Regions from separate parts of the Mus musculus genome. Here region 2 is linked to region 1. Evidence: chromatin loops called from intact Hi-C (ENCODE). Cell type or tissue: heart. All regions are shown on one strand. Links, peaks and the distances in the headings refer to the core of each region. The heading gives the core; the rest is flanking DNA.

Region 1 (8,003 bases), core at 1,335-6,334:
TACAGGGAGCCTAAGCCCCCTGCCCAGGCTGCAGGTTGGGAAGGGTACTTAGTGCAAGCCTGACTAACATATATATGGCTTTTTAATCAATGCTAGGGACAAGTAGGGGACAGGGAAGGAAACACAAACTAAACACAGGATGCAAACCTTAGCACATTTTCTCCACCGCCCATTTGAAATGAATGCCCCGTGTTTCCTGGCATTCCAAGAAAACTGTCTCTAAGGAACGGAAGCGTGGGGCCTCTCCACAGTTTGGCCGGGGCCACTCCAGCTACCATCACTGAGGGTCAAAGGGTCCAGAGGGTCAGGAATGGGAGTTGCGAGGAGCTCTGCACTCTCCAGTTTGTCACTGTCCACCCAAGCTCCCCTTCTTGACACCTCCTCCTTACCTGGACCTCAAGGGAACTAAAACCCAAGCATCCCCTTAACAGGTCTCTGGCTCTGTGCAAAGCACTTGTCTTCAGATGGTATTTTTCCACTTACACAAAAAGGGAAACAGAGGCAAAAGCAAGATGGTGCGTGAATGCAAATGACCGCGCTGCTTGTACTCTGCAGGGACGAGGGACGAGGCAAAGATCCAGGAGCTTAATTCTAGGCTTTCTGAGTAATGGGACTTCTGTTTCTTCAAAGTTTGATGTTGTCAACAGGAGTGACATCCCAGGGCTGGCAGTCCCTGGTAGAGTCTGGCAAATCTGGTGAATAGTTGATTTCCACGAATGTCCCCAAAACCCCACTCCAGGGGGGAAAGCCATGACTGACAAGAGGGTGTCTATGATGGCATCAAGGGCTTTGGTCCCAGTTCTGAACCCATCCAGTATCACATCTCGCCGCCTTCCAAATGGCCATCCGCAAGCTCTCTTCTGGCATCTGACCGCTTAGGCAGTGGGCTTGCTTTCCCTTGGAGTCTCTGAAGACATTCTCCTCTCACATGGCTTCACTGTCCATGACTCATTCCAGAAAATGAAGAGAGATGTTCAAAACAGGCAGATGGGGATGGATGGGCACATACAGGTGTACACACACACACACACACACACACACACACACACACACACACACAATGCTGGCCACTATGTTGCCTTCACAGTCAAGAAACAGAATGTGCTTGCCATGTTGTTGGTCCAAAACCCAGGAAAAGCAGTTAGTGCTTCAACTGTCTGACAGTAGAGGGCCCCACTTGGGGTAAGGGGGAAACCGTGAAAGGGCATGCAACAAGGGCCGCTCCGGGGTCAATAACAGAGCCAGGCTTTTCTTTCACCTCTTAGGGGACTCTCTTCACACAGCCACCAAAAGGAAGTTGGTCTTTAAAAAGAGAAAAAGGAAGGAAAAACAGGACACACCGCAAACAAATGAAGAAACCTCTAAGGTCGCGTAACTGAGGTATTGATAGCTCTGGATCTCGTCAGTGTCCTCAGGGGGCGTGGCGCCTCGGGGGCGTGGCTCCTTAGGGGCGTGGCCCCGGCCGCTGGAGCCTACTTGTTCTTGCCCAGAAGAGCATCCACTTCTTCCTCAGGCTTAAGAGAGTGCCACTGGGCAATGGGCCTCCGAGGGTTGGCCAGCATGTCGGACCAGTGCCGCAACTCGGTGCCTGTGGCGTTGCTGCCTACAAAGATCTTTCCGATGGCTTCATTCTTGCCCAGTTTGTCGTAGTCTAGCACGGTGACGACCACCTGGACTTTCTGCAAGGCAAGCAAAGGAAGGAAGGACTTCAAAGGAGAAGTGGGAGCCAGTGACATGCCCTCTCCTCTGCCACTGTGCACTACAAATGATAAGGAAGTGCCTCCTGGTTTCTGGCTTCCAGTCCAACTCCAATTAAATTTCAGTGTAGAGGCCACCACTTTTTTTTTTTCTTTTTTTGGTAAGCAACCTATATATTCCTGCCAGTGGGTGTACTTGAACATACACAGTGCTCTAGGCACTGTAAGACCTTATGGAAGGGGAGTGGCCTCTAATGAGGTCAGTGGACACATAATAAAAAAACACGCAAGTGTTCCTCAAATACAAATGACTTTTTAAATACATATTCTCTCCTGTCAGTCTATACTGTAAATGGTATGGATATACAAAAATATGTAACTTTTTAAAATCAGTTCATGTTCAGGTAATGGAGGCCCTTCAAAAGGGTCCTCTACAGGGTCCCATCCCAGCACTGTCAGATCCAGATCCTTCCCACTGGAACGTACCCGGCCCATGGCTGACCTCTAACGCCCCATGCTTGTCTGGTTAGCTCAGAGCCCAAGAACCCAAGGCCCTCAAGGCTTAGCACCTGGATCTGCTCAAAGGGGATCTCGAAGCTGAAGGACTCGTTGAAGTAGGGGTTCAGGGTCTTCTTCTTCACTGTCGTCTTCTTCTTCTTGAGTCTCTTACCGTTCTGCATCAGGTGGATCTTCACATAGGGGTCTGCAGAGAGAGTCCCCACCCAAGCGATACCTCAGCTCCAACGGCCCTCCTAGTGTCCCCAGGTCTCCACCCTGCTGGAGCCAGGCCCCTAGGAAGCCCAGAGGAGGGACAGGAAGTCCCAGAAGCAGAGGGGTCATCTGGGTCGCGGGTAGGAAAGGTATTGGGCTATCTCTAACTGTTCACTTTTAGGCTCCTAGTGCACAAAGTTAGGGGAACTTCTGAGTTTAAGAAAGGCCTTGTAAGGAAGGGTGGGGACTACCTGGAAAGGTGCCTGGGCTGGGAGGTGACTGAAAGGCAAAGCACACTTCTGCCAAGTCCTGACCCTGCATATCCAGTCTTCCTAAACTGACCAGGGAGAGTCTGAGGACGCACAAGGGAAATGATCCAGCCAAGGGCATAGGTTTGGTCAGTGACAGAGCCAAACCCCAGCTATAAGGCTGAGGAGGCTCAGCAGAGGTAGGAGGCTTTACCATTGCATCCTGTGGCACAGGCTAGCCCTATGCCACGTTAGCCCTATGTCAGGTAACTCTGAAACCAACAGCATCTTTCGGAACAGAGATGGCAGAGCCTGTAGCCCCTTCTGGAAAAATATCCCCTACTCTTGTGGCATGGCAGAAAGACTGACTTTGGGTTAAGCCCTGCCCTGCCACTTCTGACTCTTCCTAAGAAAAGTTCTGTGTCGTTAGCTCATTTGGAGAACGAAATTCTTCTTCTGCCTTTTCCTCCATAGCCCATGGAGTGTGGCCAGAGGGTTATTTGTGAGAAGACACTCAGATATGGACAGGCAGGTGGGGGTGGACTGGGTAAGACTTTCTCTTCTTCCCCGGGCGGAGGGGGGGGGGGGGGGGTTAAAGTAGTGACTGGCTCACTGCTGCCACACACTGGCTCCCAGTGGTTCTGCATCACCTGAAAGGCCCCCTACATCCATCTTCTTCAGGTTCTTGGCCTCCAGGATACAGACGGTGAGCTTCCCAGCTGTGGGCACGTAGCGCAAGGAGGTACAGATGTCACCCAACTTCTCTGGCTGTCCAGGGAAAGAAGCAGGATTTAGGTCACTTCAGCTATCCAATGGCCTCTAGTGTGGCTGACCCCATGTCGGCAAGACTGGCAAAGCAGTGACTTCTGCCTAGTTGTCAGCTCCCATGTCTGTAGCAGAGGTGGTCTCCAGCTTCCAACATCACTACCTCACACTGCAGTTCACAGCCATGGCCTGGGGAAGCTGGCGTTCAAGAAGGCAGAGGACAGGCTATAGCGGAGGGACCTGACAGGCCTGGTGGATGTAGGGTATGCTCCGATCCCCACCAGGCTCTGTGAAAGGGGCACAAGAAGCAAGTCTGGGTGGCCTAGTGGTTAGTGAGCTTCTTCCCTGATCACCCCTACCCCCGCCATCCTTCGATATCAGCTACGAGGCTTGCAGGGCGATGTGGTTCTCAGAGCACTTCCCTCTCCATATATTATGTCACTTAAACCTTTGTGTGACAAGGCAAGGACACTTTGTAACCAACAAGAAATCCAGGTTACCAGGGAGACCTGTTCCTCAGAGTCAGACAGCAGCATAGCTTTGGGCAGGAAAGGTCTCTGGACTCCTGACCTAAGGCTCCGCTGACACCCAGTTTCTCAGAGATGGGGCCGCCAAGGTAAGGATAAGACCAACCATTCATGCCCTCCTTCAGGTATGCAGACCCTCACCTCTAACAACAGGCAAAGCCCCATCTATCCTGCACCTTTACTGAGCACCGTGCAGGCTGAAACGGGTCACCCGTGCTGGCAAAGTAGCTGGAATGGGAGTTCTGGCACACAGCAGATGAGGGGTTGGTTGCTGTAGCTAGAAGATAAGCCAAACACTGAGAATCCTATCGAATCAAGGCTGGCTTTTCTGGTGGGTAAACTGAGGCACAGAGTCTGATGGGCAGTGGGACCTTAAAAGGAAAAATGATAATGTCGTCCTTATATTTCATGGCTTGCTTGACAGACACCAGGAGCTGTACAAGGTACTTGAGATGGGCAGTTAATTCCCAGCTGGAACCATCTGAAGGAAGGTGCCAAAGCCTCGGGTTAATTAGCTTCTCCTGGATCATCAGCCAGGCTGTGGGGAGCTGGAGTCTTCACCAGCAGACCTGACTCAAACCGCCACTCCCCCTGTCACACATGTGGTGGGCAAGCCTCAGCCAACAGTGAGAAGCCTGGTCTCGCCACCCTTACCTCTTCCTTCTCTCCGCCTTGTAGGTCTCTCCATTCCTCGATGGGCTGGCCAAGGTCCACTGTGTTCATGGGTACCTTCACCTCCCCGATGATGTCATGCTTAGAGAAGCGGTCAAAGTCATAGATTGCCATCACCAGGGTCTTGCCTCCTAACTCCTGGTATGGCACCTGTAAAGGACAGACTGGGTCAAAGTGGCTTCGTCACTTCCAGAGGACGCTATGGGAAGACACCAGGAGCGTAGGCCTGTGTTGCTCACAGGTACCAGGCAGACTGTAAAAACCAGCGGGTAAGATGGAAGGGAGGATACTACATACAGTCTGTGCCATACTGAGCATATCCCAGGGCTCCAGCCACGGCTGGGGACCAGGGCAAGGTGTGCAGAAACCAGGGGCAGAGTGAGATAGAGTCGTCGGGTTCCATCACCTTGAAAGTGAATGTCTCATTGAAGGCTGGGTTCAGCGTCTTCCGATGCACCTTAGTCTCATATTTCTTCTTCTTGTCTGGGAGGAGGAAGACTTTGACATAAGGGTCTGATGTGCCACCCATGTCCAGGGCTGGGAGTTCCGCAGCCTGCAGGACACCCACGGTGAGCTGTGGAGAAAGAGGATGTGTCTGAGCCTCTGGGCTGCTCCAGCACCTGATCTAGTCCCAGACCGGGCTCCTGCCAACGCCCCAGCCTCACCCCAAGTGGGAATCTTGGGAGTGGGGCTGGGCCGAGTTCAGCCAGTAAGTTAATAGCAGAGTTCATCTAAAAGACTTTCCCCAGTAGAGGATTATGGCGGAAGCCAAGGTCAAGGTTAAAGATATATATGTCCTGTGGCTTCCAACTGTCCCACTCCACAGAAAGACACACACGGCCTACCTGTCTCTAGGGTAACCGCTTCGACCCACACCCCATCCCCATTCCCCAGGCCCACACACCTGGTTGGCCTGGAAATCATAGTCCAGAGAAAACTGCAATTTGCCCAGGTTCTCTGGCTCTTTCTCCTCCTCGCCTTCACCTTCTCCTTCAGTCAGGCCTGTCTCTGCATCATCGTCATCCTAGGAAGGCTGCAGGTAGGAAGAAAGTTTAAAGGAGAAGGCAGAACAGCCCTTCACAAAGACAGCAGAAGCCACCCCAAAGCCCCCAAAGTGTGACTCGGAGCACTTCCAGGGATGCTGTGGGAAGATCCACAGGCTTAGGGTACAAGGCAGGCAATAGAAACCAACATTCGAGGGGAGGAGAGAGGCCTAAGCTGGGCTCAGCTCCTCTACAGCCCCATACTAGGAAGACATGACTCTGGCTTGGGCAAGAATCTCTCCTCCCTGTGGGGCCAGGCACCACACCACAGGCTAAACAGCTTCTAGAGACAGGGGGCTCACTTCCCTTGTAAAACCCTCTCAGTCCTTTGCCCAGATCAGATTTACCCAACCTGGATGAGACATACCAGGATTGCAGTCCAGTCAGGAACAGGACGAGTCCAAGAGGCAGAAAGAGAAGGAAGTGGTATAAGAGAAAATCCTTCCACTCACACGAGCCCTGAAGTCATGGCTGCTTGGTGAGTTCAGGCTGGGCTGCATGCACACATGCTTGCACACACACACATGTATATACACAGGAACAAACATGCATGCACATACCCATGCATACATGCATATACACACTAACACACGCACATGCATGCACACACATATGTATATACACAGAAACACACATGGGTAAACGTACTCAGACATATAAGCATATGCATACTAATACATGGGCAAACATATACATCATCCATGTGCACGTGCACACATGCGTGCACACACACACACACTGCAGGCTTTGAGGTCCAATAGGCACACGGACAACACACTGCAGGCTTTGAGGTCCAATAGGCACACGGACACACAAGCATTCAGAGGCCATCCTGTCCCTTGGCTTCTTTTGGCTGCTTAGTCCCTCCTCCCAGCTTTCAATATGATGCCTTGATTTTGATCAAAGACTTCTCCCAGTCATTCCCCAAACAGACAACAGAGGACAGTGGTGCCCCAGACTAAACTTAGAGGAGATTTGCTAAGGGACCTGCTGAAACCAACACCAGCAGGCTGGGGTTGATACATCATTATCTGAGAGTGATGGATGCCACATGGTCCTGTCCTAGTGCCTTCGAACCTGCCCCTCCAACCACCACTCATCTGAGGCCCGCCCCCGCCCAGCTAGATGTATCTGTCCTTCAGTCTCTCCTGGCAGGAAAACTCAATGTTCCCCAATAGTGTCTTCCTGGTGATCGTCATGGGTGTCTAGCACTCTGTCCCAGTGGCCTCCTTGGGAGTCATACATTGTTCCCTTATTTTGCCTTTTCAAGGCTGAGCGCATGCTGACATGTGGGTAAGTCCCCTCCCCTTCAGCAGGGGGTGGATGACCTGATAACATAGGTGTGGCACTGGGGCCCATGTAGAGGGTGTGGCCCCTGCTTAGAGGGTGGGGGAACAGCTCACACAAAGGAGGGACGGGTTTAACTGTGGAAGCCCAGAGCCTTTGCCTCACCTTTCAGCACCAGGAAAGCTGGGCAGGGCCCCTCCCAGCCCAGCCCCTCCCCAGCGTCCTACCTGGCCCCCTTTCATGTCCTTCATGTTCATGGCGTTCTTCATGCCTTTGCCCTTCTCCTTCTTGTTCTTCTTCTTCTTGCAGCAGCACTTCTTACAGATGCAGAAGCAACAGGTGAGCAGCAGGAGGCCAGCAACCACAGCCATGGCGATCAGAGCCCAGGGGGGCACTGCCGACACAGAGAGCCCCAGGGTAGACACTCTAAGCCTCACGGCCCTCATCCCAAAGATGGGCATGTGTGGGCTGGGACTGGGACTCCCCCATTCTCCTGGCGTGTGTGTGTGTGTGTGTGTGTGTGTGTGTGTGTGTGTGTGTGTGTGTACTTCACTCTTGACTGCCCCCTTGTGGACACGGCCTGCTGAGTTAGCAGACAGCAGTATATGTGGAAGAAGAGGGAAGAAAAGTTCAGGCTGTTGCTGGGGTTTTCTGGCTCTACTTCTCCCAGAAGGCTGCCCTTGTTTAGCCAGAGGGGCCGGAGAATGCCTTCCCCACTCCCTATGATGCCTGAAGCCCTGGCTCCCACCAGTGTAGCTGACCCTGCACAGCAGACTCTGGTTCCACACAGAGAGCCTTTTCCAGGTGTTCTCAAAGCCTCATTTTCCACACTCCAAAGTAAAGCAGTTTCTAAATGCTGCTGAAACCCTGAATAAAATTGTATATTACACCTTTTATCTTCATTTTTTTTTTTTTGAGGAGGGATTTCAGGTTGTACTTGAAATTGAACTTGGCTCCTATAGCTTGGGATGTGTAACATAAACTCCCTTGGTGGCTTCCTCAATTCCAGATCACACTCCCAAGCCATGCCTCTGGGGTGGAAATCCAAACTGA
Region 2 (8,003 bases), core at 1,957-6,956, 110 kb before region 1:
GAGAAATGGTCTTGGGTTTACTAATGTCTGCTTTCCTGAAAAAGCTGTAGTGTGTTCAGCTGCTACTTCCTTTCTTTACATGATGGACAGGAACGAGAAATAGGTTCCTTACTCTAATGAAAGTCATAAGTAAGTTGAAGTCATAAGATTGTATAAAGTCTTCACTTATCATCGGCTAGGCCCTCTTTTCCTCTATATTGAAATATTTCAACTTTTGAATTAAAATAATACCCATTCAAAAGTAAAAGTTTGATTCCAGGGCCAGCCTGTCTTGATTTGTAGCCCAGAATATAGAACTAATCGCTACCCTCCATGTTTTGGGTTGACATGGGGACTATAGAAACCAGCAGGCTCATCTGGCTCTGAAGGGCCAGATGATTTGACTAGCAGACTGCAGGACAGAAATGGCAAGTAGCCAGCAGTTGGCAGATAGCTCTGCAGGGACACCACGCTAAGTAGCAGCTGTCACAATCATGTAGTGGTCAAGTTCATTTTCCAAAGCTCCAAGTTTTCCTTAGCAACAGAATATAAATAATTCCCCGGGCTAATATTAGAGCTGATAGTGACTGACTGTCTCTGCCTGCCTTTTCTCCTCTTTGTATCCCTGCTCCCTTTTCCCTCCCTCTGACCAGCCCTGAATTTTATATCACTTTCTTCCTTCAGATGTCCTTCCTTCCATCCATCCAAGAAATGGCTATAAATAGTTTGTTTCCACAGAAGGCTAGAATTGCTTGTCCCTCTGAAGAACCCACATTATACTCAGCTCTGCTTGCTTCTCAAGGGGTGACCTATACTGACTGAGTCATCCATCTACCCTCATCCCAACCTTCCTGAGTCCTTTGGAGTCTATTAAACTAGGTAGTTATTCCAGCTAATGTGAAGCTGTCTGCAGATTAATTTGATATCATCTTTGGAATGTTAGAAATTTTAAAACATAATTAAGCCATCATTTTTAAAAACACTTAAAATTATCTCTAAAACTATGACAGTTGCCAATTAAAGAAAAGGTTTTATAGTTTCCCTATTTCTCTCCATTTTTGCTCTAAAATGTTTTCCTTGTCTAAATGTCTATAGCAGAGTTGAACCTACTTTTTCTTTGTTGATGTAATCTTTTTTCCCTTGTATGAATCTTGAGCAAGAAGAGAGCAAAGTGTACATGACAGTAGGTGAAATATACATTGAAAATAAAATAGCAGCCGGCAGTGGTGGTGCACGCCTTTAATCCCAGCACTGGAGAGGCAGAGGCAGACGGATTTCTGAGTTCGAGGCCAGCCTGGTCTACAAAGTGAGTTCCAGGACAGCCAGGGATACACAGGAAACCCTGTCTCAAAAAAACCAAAAAAAAAAAAATGAAGAAGAAGAAGGAGGAGGAGGAGAAGGAGAGAAGAGAAGAGAAGAGAAGAGAAGAGAAGAGAAGAGAAGAGAGCATCAGCTGACATCCCAGGCTACCCAGAAATTTTCTGTGAAAGGAAAGGTCAAAGCCAGGTACAACAGAGCACTGAGAATGCTTGAGGCAGGAGGATTAGCACAACCTTGAGGCCAGCTTGGGTCTGTCTCAAACCCATCTCAAGAAGTCCAAAATTAATAAGCGAGAGAAAGAAGGAAGGCCAGGCAGTGGTGACACGCACCTTTAATGCCAGCACTCAGGAAGCAGAAGCAGGCGGATCTCTGTGAGTTTGAGGTCAGCCTGGTCTGCAGAGTGAGTTCCAGGACAGCCAGAGCTACACAGAGAAACCCTGACGCAAAACAAAACAAAAAAAAAAAAAAAGAAGAAGAAGAAGAAAGAAAGAAAGAAAGAAAGAAAGAAAGAAAGAAAGAAAGAAAGAAAGAAAGAAAGAAAGAAAGAAAGAAAGAAGAAAAAGAAAGAAAGAAGGGGAGGAGGGAGGGAGGAAGGAAGGAGGAGGGAGGGAAGGATCAATTAGTGTCACCAGGCTTAGTGGTAACTGCCTTTGTATCTATTAAGCCATCTTGTCAGCACAATATAATTTTTGAATTAAGGTTGCATACATTGTATTTTTAGGCACTGCTACAGCAAAATTGACTATAAAAATATTAAACATTTTGTTTATATGCACTAGAAAACCCAAAGACTTGCTTTATTACAGTGACATTCATTTTATTGTGGTAGTTTGGAATCTCTGTAACTGATAGACAAGGAGGTTAGACACAGGTAAGTGAACCCACATGAAGAACGCAGTCTCACAACCTGAGATACAGGATTCCTACAGCATACAGGGTTTACAAATTAAATGAGATAAGCAGCCTGAAGTCTAAAATAGTGGCACCATTTAGACTTTTGGGTAGATTTTATTTCAAATCGATTAGATTTAGAGAAGCTAAGCACAGAAAGACATTTTTAATAACAACATGAATACTGTCAAGTAAATTGCTTTGTAGTTTGTATGAAATACTTGTTTTCCATCAATTATTATTAATCCTCACAACAAATTTACAAAGAAGATATTCTGAGCTCTCATTTACATACAAGGAACAGGTTAGAAAGGGAACCTGCTTTACCCCAAATCACATAGCAAATACCCAGCGTGGTTTTTAAGAATAGCCAGCTTAATTAGAACCTGTGTTTCTTCACATTCTTAATGAATATAAATAGACATAAGGATGTAAGGAACAGACCCAAAGGTCAACGTAGTATGAGCTAATTAAAAATTTCAGGATCCAGGAAAGCTTCTATATTTTAATATGAAATTAATACTGTCTATTATCCTTATGTTGAATGCTAATGATGCACAGGTATTAGTTTGTACTGTTCATCTTTTTTATTTGTCTTAAATATTATATAGTCTAAGTTTTAACTAATCAAAAATCACTGTCAGATAATTAGGGTATTACTGAGAGAAGCTGGGTTGTGTAGGTGAAGAATAGAGTTCAATTCAGCTAACCTTTATACTGAATGAGGACATTATTTGAGGTCTAGGTAATAAAGGCTGTTGATTCATTACTAGATGTGAACTCCCTTATATGATGATAGATGATATCAAATTAATCTGCAGACAGCTTCACATTAGCTGGAATAACTACCTAGTTTAATAGACTCCAAAGGACTCATAGCTGGATCCATAACGAATATTAAATAAAAATAAATATTTTTCTATATATAAGAAATTTTTTTCTAATTGATCTTTATGCTTAGAGGACCAGTTTCTGGACAAAATTGAAAATTAATGCAGAACCAATCAGTTTTAAAGTCATGTCGAGTGACTATTTAGTTCTGCAAAGGAATTACTCTTTAGTCTCTTTTTCCTTTTTTTTTGTTTTTTGTTTTGTTGTTGTTTTTTTGTTGTTGTTGTTTTTTGAGGCAGGGTTTCTCTGTGTAGCCCTGGCTGTCCTGGAATTCACTCTTTAATCCCAAGTGTGGGATTAAAGGGGTGCGCCACCACTGCCTGGCTCTCTTTTTCATTTTTATTTGTGCATGTTTGTTTATTAAGATAAGGTCCCAGTATATATGCCAGACTAGTCTAAAAAATAGTAATCCTCCTGCCTCAGCCCCACTTACCTGAAAGTGTCCTTTTCCCTCAGTTGTCTTTATCCCATCCTTCTCTTCCCACATCTATTTTGTGTCCTTGCTTAGGGCATTACTCTGTCCAAGTAGAAAACAGACCTCTCCTGAACACGCTCTGCCTCATCTCCCTCTTCCTAGTTGTCCCCCATGCAGAGCCTCCCCATGCCGGAGTGGCTTTAGCTCCTGTTCTCTGCCTAGCAATGTCCTGCTCAGTGCCATGAGAACTCTTTATTTTTTAGCTTTTTAATTATATTTTAACATTTAAAACACTTTTTAAATTTAATTATATTTTGAGCATATTCACCCCCTCCTCCAAGACCTTCCATAGCCTCTCCCCACCTCCCCACCCAACTGTAAGTTCTTTCTCAAAAAAACAAACAGTAACCCAATATAACAGCAAAACCACAGCCAAAAAGAAATTTAAAAACACTGAACTATATCCAAATAAAAGCACACACACACACACACACACACACAAAACAAAAACTGGAGAGTCTATTTTAGGTTTCTCAATTACTCATGAATATAAGGGGTGAGTAATGTACCCAGTGCCACTTTATTGGAGAGAACGGATTTTTCCTTACCCAGCAGGAAACAGTAGCAGTTCGGTTATTGACATTTACTGTAGTGATTGGATTTTCATTCATTCATTCATTCATTCATTCATTCATTCATTCCTAAAAATTATAATAAAATAAAATATAACCTAAAATAAAAACCACCTAATTGAAGTTGGCCATGACAAACCAACAGAAGGAAAAAGCCCAAGAGAAGGCACAAGAATCAGAGACCCACTCATTCACAAACTCAGGAACCCCATAGTTGTCTGAGTCTGGGATACCTCTCTCAGTGATTTTCTTAGTTTCATTCATTTGCCTACAAGTTCATTCTTCTCTTAAAGGACATCTAGGTTGTTTCCAATTTCTTGCTTTATGTTCATGGTTGAGCAAGTTTGTCTGTGGTAGGAGGAAGCTTTTCAGTTTCATGAGGTCCCATTTATATATTGTCGGTCATAGTGCCTGTGCTAATGGTGGTGTGTTCAGAAAGTCTGCCAGTGAGAGCTCCTTCATTTTAAATACCACTGCTTACTACTTCTGCTCTCCAGCTCCAGGCTGAACCCAGAATTCTCTTCACAGTGCTCTTAGGACAGTTTTGACCAATTAAATGGCAATGTGTTCCTTTTTGTCCCTGCACTGTGAACTTGTGAGGTGGCTTTTTAAGTGAATTTTCTTATCACAGAGCTGAATAAGTAGACACTGGATCAGTTGTAGGATCTTCTCTGCCCTCCAGGTGGCAGCAGAGGAAAGCCAGTTGAACTATTTGGATGTATGACATCAAAGAATCTAGTTTGTGTTTGAATCAATTTTCAGAGGAGCACATCTCCCATATTCCATTTTAACTCTTTTAATATTGGAAAGCAAATAGCTTCTAGCACATGAAGGCCCTTGTGGATTTCCTGGTACTTCTTCAGAGGACAGCAACCAACACAGGGTAGATTGCTCCCTGGCTTTCGAGTAGGATGCATACTTTACCTTTCAACAAAGCAGTTGATGTCTTCCAGGCAAGCTTTGTAACCTTTCTAGTCCGAGCTTCTCCACAGGCTAGCTAGTTTGAGTTAGGGAATATATAGATAGCATAAAATTCTAAAATTATGGGATCCTGAGTTATCAGTGACTGTCTAATGAATGTCCGTGTGCTTGGTGGTGTGCTCAGAGTATCGGTATAGTAGAAAGGGGATGTGCCATACCTTGTACTCTCAGGGTTGAGAATCTATAATACACTCATTTCCTCCCTCAGTTCAGCATTATGTGCAGGCAAATATATTAGGATTTCAGAAAAAAGCAAGGTGAATGATGGAGGATCGTGTAATTAGAATAGGCTTCATGGAGGTAGAATTTGAGTCAGCATTTATATATATGAAAGGCTTAGACTAGAGGAATTAATGATTTTGAAAGTTTACTGTATGCCCCATCTGCTTTTCCCCATAGTGCATGTTGAGAATCAGATAGGATAAAGAACTTTTGAGTAATCAGAATTAGTAATGAAAAAAGCCGGAATTTAAAACCACCGTCAGGACTCTGCTGCCATTCTTTGACCTCAGCAGGACCACAAAGGTATCTCAGAGGTGGGCCTGAGCTGGACCATTCCACACCAAGAGCTTGCCAATGTGAGCATGATGCCCGGATCTCCTGATGTCTCTGAGGGACTGGCCATAGCGTTCCATGGAAATTCGTATTAGGGAGCAGTCAGTTCGGGATACACAGCAAATGGAGACTTTCTATTTTCTTTCAAATCTGATGGAAAGTGCAGGGCTTCAGAAAATCAGAAGAGAAGTTGCTTTGTACATGTTGGGTCAGGATGCTCGCTCTGGAACATTGGGTAAGAGAGTTCTGTTTAAGAAGTTTTTACAAATAGGGCTTAGCTGAGGGCAGTCACCCGGACGATTGTTCCTGTTCCTCTTTAAATAACAATCTTTTTTCCTCGGGGTCTTAAAGTAACTCTGGGCACTATATTACTCTTTGATTTATTTCCTCTTAGGAAATCCCAGTCTCCTAACCTGAGGCGGGTGGATGGAGGGTGTGTTTCAGGGTCCCCATGCTCTGGTGCTGAAAATGGCCCGCTGACCACTGGCATGGATGTAAACTGTAGTGGCACTTCAAGTGTCCTTCAGGAGCCAATGTCCATTATAATGAAGTGAGCTGTGTTCAACTTATGGTACACACGATTCATAAATAATGGGAAGTAACCCACAGCTCTCTGACAGATGTGCTCTGACAGATAAGATTTGTCCTAAGCAGGCACCATTCTCCCACACTGTACACTGACGCTACCAGCTTCACCCTGCTTAGCTGTGTGCTGCTCTTGGAAAAGCCCTCTGACTTTACTGTTTACTCCCTAGCTTCTTACTCACTCTTCAGCCTACTAAAATAGAAGTTCTTCTCCACCTGCCAGCCAGTGACATTGCTCTGCCAAAAGCCATGTCCTCCTCTTCCTTCTTTTTTTTTTTTAATTTTTTTTTTGATTCTTTGTGAGTTTTACCTCATCTACCCCAGTCCCACTCATCTCACTCATATCTGCTCTTTACTCTTGCAACCCCCCCCCCAAAGAAAACACACACGCACACACACACAAAGCATAGAAAAATATCTCATCATGGAAGCTGGAGTATGTCACAGTGTGTCCCATAGTATATCCCTCTGACCACACATCTTTACTTGCAAATGGTTCGAGGTTTCTGGCTTCTCTGACACCATCAATATTGAAACCTCAGGATAATGAGAGGTGCTGCATAAGGGAAACCCAGGTTATCTCAAGAACATTACTGACCCATGCATACATCAAGAGCCAGCTCCATTGTGCTTTCAGTCAAGGTGCCCAATTTCCCAAGTGCTGCATTCGGTGAGGGGTGGGGCCAGCTCTAGTGCTCACAAATCCCCGGGGCTGGCTCACTCTTGGCATTCACCATCAGGGCCAGCTCCACTGTATTACATAGGCGTCTGCTTTCCCTAGTGCTGCAGCCACTGAAGGGACCAGGCTAGCTCTCCTGCTATCATGGCTAACTCTATTGACTATTGCAGGTGATGAGGGAGGATGGCAGAAATCCCTGTGCGCCCATGCCACCTCACCACAGATGAGAGGCAGGGCCAGCTCACTAGCTCTCATGACCCCAGGGCCAGCTTTCCCAACTGCCACAGGTGGTGAAGGGTGAGGAGGGGACAGCGTCACCCCCCAACCCACACTACCTCGTGGCAGACAAGTGGCACAGCCAGCTCTCCCTTGCTCTTGCCTTCAGGACTGGCTCACCCATGCCCCCTCGACCAGACCAGAACTGCCTAGGCAAGGTGCAGCACCTGCTCTCCCAGGTGCTACAGCTAACAAGAGACAGGGCCAGCTCACCTGCTCTCCTGACCCCAGGGCTAGTTCTCCTGACTTCTGCAAATGGTGAGGGGCAAGAGGTGGGGCATCACCCCTGCATTCATTAAGGCAGAGCCAGCTCTCCTGTGTTCTGGTCCTGGGTCTGGCTTACCTATGCCCTCTTGACCAGGGCCAGCCTTACTGTGCTGGTCAGGCAAGGTGCAGGGCCTGCTCTCCCGACCGCGGCAGGTGATGACAGGTGAGGGTATCACCCCCATGCTCATGCTACCGGTGTCAAGGTAGCTCTCTACACTCTGGCCCTCAAGGCTGGCTCACCTGTACCACCACCACCAGGTTCAGCTCTGCTGTGCTGTCCACACAAGATGCAGGGCCACTTCCACTGTGTAGCCTGAGAAAGGCACACAGCCCGCTCTCCAGAGTGTTACTGCCAGTGAGAGGTGGGGCCAGCTCTCCAGAGCTCTGGTGCTGTGAGAGATGGGTACAGTTCTGCGCAGTCCCTGGATATCCATGTGGTCCCCAGTGGGTGCTCATATTCTCTAGTTGTAATATGAGCCATAGACAGCAACCCCAACCCCTCCCATCATGGCCGTCAGCAGGCAGCTCAGGC

Evidence for each region. Hi-C counts contacts between places; a loop is a spot of excess contacts. Peaks named below come from ENCODE experiments on the same cell type or tissue, not always from the same donor. Only the 100,000 strongest peaks of a DNase experiment are listed, where the experiment ranks them.
Region 2: a loop joins it to region 1, with 9 times the contacts of the local background. A loop is called at or near these places in 11 of 42 quality-filtered maps.

Annotation. Positions count from the first base shown.
Region 1 is chr1:134,741,151-134,749,153 of GRCm38, reverse strand. It overlaps Syt2 (synaptotagmin II), which reads right to left. Exons shown (of 9, transcript NM_001355726.1): 3 at 7,178-7,344; 4 at 5,525-5,644; 5 at 5,027-5,194; 6 at 4,603-4,770; 7 at 3,307-3,424; 8 at 2,267-2,400; 9 at 1-1,679. The coding sequence ends at 1,473. Among named protein-coding and RNA genes, the nearest start is that of Gm32670, 29 kb to the left of the region's middle. In heart, for the core only: a CTCF peak has its summit at 3,304; DNase peaks (open chromatin) are centred at 1,463 and 3,283; H3K4me3 peaks cover 453 bases; H3K27ac peaks cover 1,746 bases; H3K27me3 peaks cover 717 bases.
Region 2 is chr1:134,851,327-134,859,329 of GRCm38, reverse strand. The region is part of intron 13 of Ppp1r12b (protein phosphatase 1, regulatory subunit 12B); the gene reads left to right. Among named protein-coding and RNA genes, the nearest start is that of Gm32670, 81 kb to the right of the region's middle. In heart, for the core only: a CTCF peak has its summit at 4,800 (motif pointing right); no DNase peak of the experiment used is centred there.